Regions from separate parts of the Homo sapiens genome. Here region 2 is linked to region 1. Evidence: read pairs that join two places in POLR2A ChIA-PET (ENCODE). Cell type or tissue: Panc1. All regions are shown on one strand. Each heading gives the region's core, and the rest is flanking DNA. Links, peaks and the distances in the headings are about the cores only. Region 1 has its middle 28 kb from the start of MED13L. Region 2 has its middle 63 kb from the start of MIR4472-2.

Region 1 (2,916 bases), core at 268-2,767:
CCCGCTAATCCAGTTTATATATATCATCTCATAACAAGAGCAAGCCTTTTGAGTATTTGGGCTGGGGAACATTGGCTCTGCTGACCTTTAAGTCTTCTTAAATAACCTCTGTGGTCGTAACTCATTGGATTGTAGGAATTCCAAACAATTTTATAGCACTTTTGAGTTTACTACACACTCTCCCCATCTGATCTTTTATTTGACTTTCACTGTTCTCGGAGGCAAGGACTATCGTCTTCATTCTGCAGAGAAGATGAGACGTGATTTCTCTAAGGGCACATAGTTAAGTCTTTGAACCTTGATTTCTGACCTCCAGATTCTGGGCCCTTTTCCACCCTACTTCCTGGTTGCAGTGGAAGGGACAGTGGCAGCAGTTGCATCCTGGGAAGAGTTAGTGGCTGTGAAGCTAGGTGACAAGGCAACCAAGGGGATTTTACCAAGCGTCAACACAGCCTTAAAAACTGTGCTTGGGCCGGGCGCCATGGCTCATGCTTGTAATCCCAGCACTTTGGGAGGCAAGGTGAGCAGATCACTTGAGGTCAGGAGTTCTAGACCAGCCTGGAAAACATGGTGAAACCCCGTCTCTACTAAAAATACAAAAATTGGCCAGGCATGGTTGCACACATCTGTAATCTCAGCTACTTGGGATGCTGAGGCACAAGAATCACTTGAACCCAGGAGGCAAAGTTTGCAGTGAACCGAGATCCTACCAGTGCACTCCAGCCTGGGCAACAGAGCAAGCCTCCATCTCAAAACAAAACAAAACAAAACTGTGTTTAGCCAGGTGCAGTGGCTCACACCTGTAATCCCAGCACTTTCGCAGGCCAAGACAGGAGGAGCCCCTGCGGCCAGGAGTTTGAGGCTAGCCTGGGCAACATAGTGAGAAACCACCTCTAAAAAAAAAAAAAAAAAAAGGAAGCTGGGTGCAGTGGCTCACACCTGTAATCCCAGCACTCTGGGAGGCTGAGGTAGGTAGATCACCTGAGGTCAAGAATTTGAGGCCAGCCTGGCCAACATGGCAAAACCTTGTCTCTACTAAAAATACAAAAATTAGCTGGGCGTGGTGGCATGCGCCTGTAATCCCAGCTACTCAGGAGGCTGAGGCAAGAGAATCGCTTGAACCCAGGAGGTGGAGGTTGCAGTAAGCCAAGAGGGCACCACTGCACTCCAGCCTGGGTGACTGAGCGAGACTCCGTCTTAAAAAAAAAAAAAAAAAAAAAAAGAAACCAAAATGCTAACAGAATTGCTTCTGGGTAGTGAGGTCACGAGTGGTTTTTCCACCAGCTTCTTTATCTTCTTTCTCTACTTTCCATTCTTTCTATAATACTTATTTTATAATCAAAGAAAAACATACGGTAAAAGCCAGAAGGGAATTGAGTAGTTTTGCAGGCTAAGGTTTCTTATTATATAGAGAGATTCTGGCAATGAAGGACTAAGTGAGGCATAGCAGGGCTGTTTGCAGAGTGAGGGAAGGAAAACCACATCCTAAAGGATCTTCCATCTCTCAAGGTGGCTGTGCAGCCTCAGCATAGCTGACAAGTAGCAAATAGTTGGAGTCCTCCAGGTATATAGTGGGAAGCTCACAAGCTATGTGGCTTTGAGCAAATTAACCACTCTGACCTTCACTGTCTTCATCTGTTACATGAGGATAATAATGCCTCATAATACCTCATACTGAATTGTAAATTTTATTTAATTTGCATTGATTTCAATGCCTCATAACAGAGGATTCAAATTCTTTCAATCGTATGACAAATTGACCTAGGGGGCTGGAGATGCAACAGTGACCTAAGAGACAAGATCCCTGATCTTCGACATATTTCATTCTAGTAGAGGGTTAGGGTGGGGAGCTGAGTTGCCAATTGGAGGAACAGCAAGTGCAAAGGCCCTGGGGCAGACAAAAGCTTGGGGCTTTACACCAGAGAGGGGTCTTACGTGCCTGGAGCTTGGTAAGTAGGTGGAGAATGGGAACATTTGTAGGCTGGGGTCAGGCCTTGCAGGCCTGGGCAAGGAACTTGGATTTTATTCTAAGTACAATGTGAAGCCACTTAAGGGGTTTCGGCAGCAGACTAGCATGATCTGATTTAGGGTTTATGTCTTAAAAAGGCCACTCTAGCTGCTGTGCAGAGAATAGATTGTAGGAGTATGCAAGACGATCAATACGCAAAAGCACTTAACTTAAATTTGGGTCTGGCACAAAGTGTCTTAATAAGTGGTAACTATTTTTCATTATTATCCTCATTATCCTTATGATTATTACTACTCTTTTGTCTGCCTAGAGCTGGTTTGGGGATCTTAGACATTTTGCTTCACATGATATTGACAAAGCATTCAAACTAACCAGTGAATTTTTCAAATTTGCTTTTCAGGTGTTTTTATGTCCTCAGAGAGGTGATGGTTAAAAGCCAAAAACAAGCAAAACCTGCAGCCAAAAAGAACAGTAGACAAATTCCTGAATCCAATACGGTTTCATCCTTCAGGGGTAAGTGCTGGTTATCTTGTAGCTCAAAGAGGACTCTGGCTCTTGATTACAAGTTTCAATCTCCACCAAAGTCCTGGCTGAGCACAGACCCTGTTGTGAAATCCAACATATTTGGACATATTTAAAAATACCTCCCTTCCTCTCCTACCAACCCCTCCTTCCTGCAGACTCAGATCAGAGATGACTGTCTCTGGGAAGCCTCCTGTGATCCCAGGCCACTCTCCACACCACAGCTGTGTCCTCCTATGTTCTTGGGGCTTGAACAGGGCCACATAGCATAACGTCACCACCTCAGTGAAGGTGAATTTCCTCCACTAGACTCTGAGTTCCTAGAGCTAGGCTGTTCAGTATGCTGGCAGTAGCCATGTGTGGCTATTTAAACCTATGTTGAAATTAGTACAAATGAAATGAAATTTAAAATTCAGTTTCTCTAT
Region 2 (2,916 bases), core at 270-2,769, 60 kb before region 1:
GGGAGGGGCTTGGAGGCAAATCCCAGGAGAATGGCCCAGAGTCTAGAGTGCAGTCGCATTGGTGTGACACACAATGGCACACACACAATTGCAGTCACACTGGTGCAGTCACACTGGTGTACCACTGGTGTGGCACACCCAAGTAGATGAGCTGAAGTTGGTGTTCGGAGACCCACAGGGGCCCGAGGACACCAGGCAAGTGAGATTGGGACATCCAGGCCACGGTTCACGTGTCTGAACCCAGTTCGAATTCCTTCACATTATTCAGCCGTAATTCCTTGACTTCTACATAAGACAGCGGCCCTTTGGTCAAACTGCCTGGACTGGAAGCCTACATTCACTACTTGGGTTTTTTGTTTTGTTTTGTTTTTGAGACAGTCTTGCTCTGTTGCCCAAGCTGGAGTGTAGTAGCACGATCTCAGCTCACTGCAACCTCTGCCTTGCAGGTTCAAGCGATTCTCTTGCTTTAGCCTCCCGAGTAGCTGGGACTATGGTTGTGTGCCACCACGCCCGGATAATTTTTGTATTTTTAGTAAAGACGGAGTTTTACCATGTTGGCCAGGCTGATCTTGAACTCCTGACCTCATGTGATCCACCTGCCTCAGCCTCCCAAAATGCCTCAGCTGGGACTATAGGCATGAGCCACCACGCCCAGCCACATTCACTACTTGTTAGCTTTGGGACCTTGACCAAATTGCTTCACTTCTGTCTCAGTTTCCTTATCTATAAAACGTAAAAGCGGTGGTGATTACATACATTATACTTTACAAGTCCTGCAAGCAGTATTCATTAAGTAAATAATAAACAAATGCTTTTCCTAGGATGGTTTATCAAATACACAAGTCACACCAAACTATTCACTTCTTTTTTGACACTTGCACACTTTTGTATCAGTTAGGAATTGTGCTTGACTTCTAGTAACAGGGAACTGAAATAACAGTGGTTTAAACAAGGTAAAGATTTCTTTTCTTAAAAAAGAAATCTTTTTTTAAAAAAAAAAAAAGTCCAGGTTGACATGTCCCCCAGATCATCAATATCCCATGTTCATTCTGTCTTTCCTCTCTGATATCCTTAGAGCATGGTTTCAGTGATCAAGGTCACACAATTACTACTGCAACTCCAGCCATCATGTCTTCATTCCAGGCACAAAGAAGGAGGAAGAAGGGAGGGCAGAAGGGTATCTCAGGTGAGTCAGCCCCATTCTTTAAAGAGATTTCCTGGAAGCTCCACCCAACTACTTCCCACTTAGTTTTTTTGTTTGTTTGTTTGTTTTTTGAGTCTCACTCCGTCGCCCAGGCTGAGTGCAATGACACCCTCTCAACTCACTGCAACCTCCACCTCCCAGGTTCAAGCAATTCTCCTGCCTCAGCCTCCCAAGTAGCTGGGATTACAGGAGCCCACCACCACGCCTGGCTAATTTTTATATTTTTACTAGAGATGGGGTTTCATCATGTTGGCCAGGCTGGTTTAGAACTCCTGAACTCATGTAATCCGTCCCCCTTTGGCCTCCCAAAGTGCTGGGATTACAGGCGTGAGCCACTGTGTCCAGCCTTCCCAGTGACTATTAATAAGATATGACTTAGGAACACTATCTGTAAAGGGAGCTCACAAATGTAGTTTTTCTTTCTTTCTTTCTTTCTTTTTTTTAATTTGATCTATTGCTACTCCTAACAAAAATCTAAATTGAGTTGCTAAGGAAAAGGGGTTACAGATATTGGGTAGACAACCGCAGAATTTGCCTCTTTTTGTCCATGTGTTTTGACATGTATTTTCTCCACACTAAATATCAACCCCTAAAGTCTCACCTGGAATCCTCTACCTCACAGGCGTCCTTTCTACCACCCTGCTTAACACAATGGCCAGATATGGCTATTGGGCACTGAAATGTGGCAAGTGTGACCGTGTAACTGAATTTTTAATTTTATTTACCTTTATATTTAAGCTAAAAAAACTAATACTGCATTCAGTTATTGGAAAACTTTGCTTGGAGCACCTTGGGTATGCAAATTATACTCGAACTTATTCAACCATAAATTTTATGAGATCTAAATACAGATCAAGTATTTCTGATAAAAATTTAGCACCTCAATTGGGATGCTCTATACTTACACAGAGATTTCAAAGACTTCGTCCAAAAAAAAAAAAAAGAATGTAAAATGTCTCATTAATAATTTTTTTTTGGCCGGGTGCAGTGGCTCATGGCTGTAATCACAGCACTTTGGAAGGCTGAGGCAGGCAGATCACTTGAAGTCAGGAGTTCGAGACCAGCCGGGACAACATGGTGAAACCCCATCTCTACTAAAAATACAAAAATTAGTCAGGTGTGGTGGCACACACCTGTAATCCCAGCTACTCAGGAGGCTGAGGCGGGAGAATTGCTTGAACTCGGGAGGTGGAGGTTGCAGTGAGCCAAGATCAAGGTCATGCCACTGCACTCCAGCCTGGGTGACAGAGTGAGACTCTCTGTCTCAAAAAAAAAAAAAAAAAAATGCAGAAAATGCAAATTGTGGGGTAGGGCACAATGGCTCACGCCTGTAAATCCCAGCACTTTGGGAGGCCGAGGCAGGCAGATCATGAGGTCAGGAGATCGAAACCATCCTGGCTAATACAGTGAAACCCCATCTCTACTAAAAATACAAAAATTAGCCAGGCATGGTGGTGGGCACCTGTAGTCCCAGCTACTCGGGAGGCTGAGACAGAATGGTGTGAACCCGGGAGGCAGAGCTTGCAGTGAGCTGAGTTCACACCACTGCACTCCCGCCTGGGCGACAGAGCAAGACTCCGTCTCAAAACAAACAAACAAACAAAAAAACAAAGTGTGGTGACTCACACCTGTATTCTCAGCACTTTGGGAGGTTGAGGCAGGCAGATCACTTAAGCCCTGGAGTTCGAGACCAGCCTGGGCAACATGGCAAA

The links. ChIA-PET counts read pairs that join two places held together with the same protein. Peaks named below come from ENCODE experiments on the same cell type or tissue, not always from the same donor. Only the 100,000 strongest peaks of a DNase experiment are listed, where the experiment ranks them.
Region 2: POLR2A ChIA-PET joins it to region 1 with 9 read pairs; 3 of 35 experiments call an interaction of 5 or more read pairs at or near these places.

What each region holds. Positions count from the first base shown.
Region 1 is chr12:116,303,824-116,306,739 of GRCh38, reverse strand. No RefSeq gene overlaps it. Among named protein-coding and RNA genes, the nearest start is that of MED13L, 28 kb to the right of the region's middle. In Panc1, for the core only: no CTCF peak of the experiment used is centred there; no DNase peak of the experiment used is centred there.
Region 2 is chr12:116,363,568-116,366,483 of GRCh38, reverse strand. No RefSeq gene overlaps it. Among named protein-coding and RNA genes, the nearest start is that of MIR4472-2, 63 kb to the left of the region's middle. In Panc1, for the core only: no CTCF peak of the experiment used is centred there; no DNase peak of the experiment used is centred there; H3K27ac peaks cover 1,418 bases.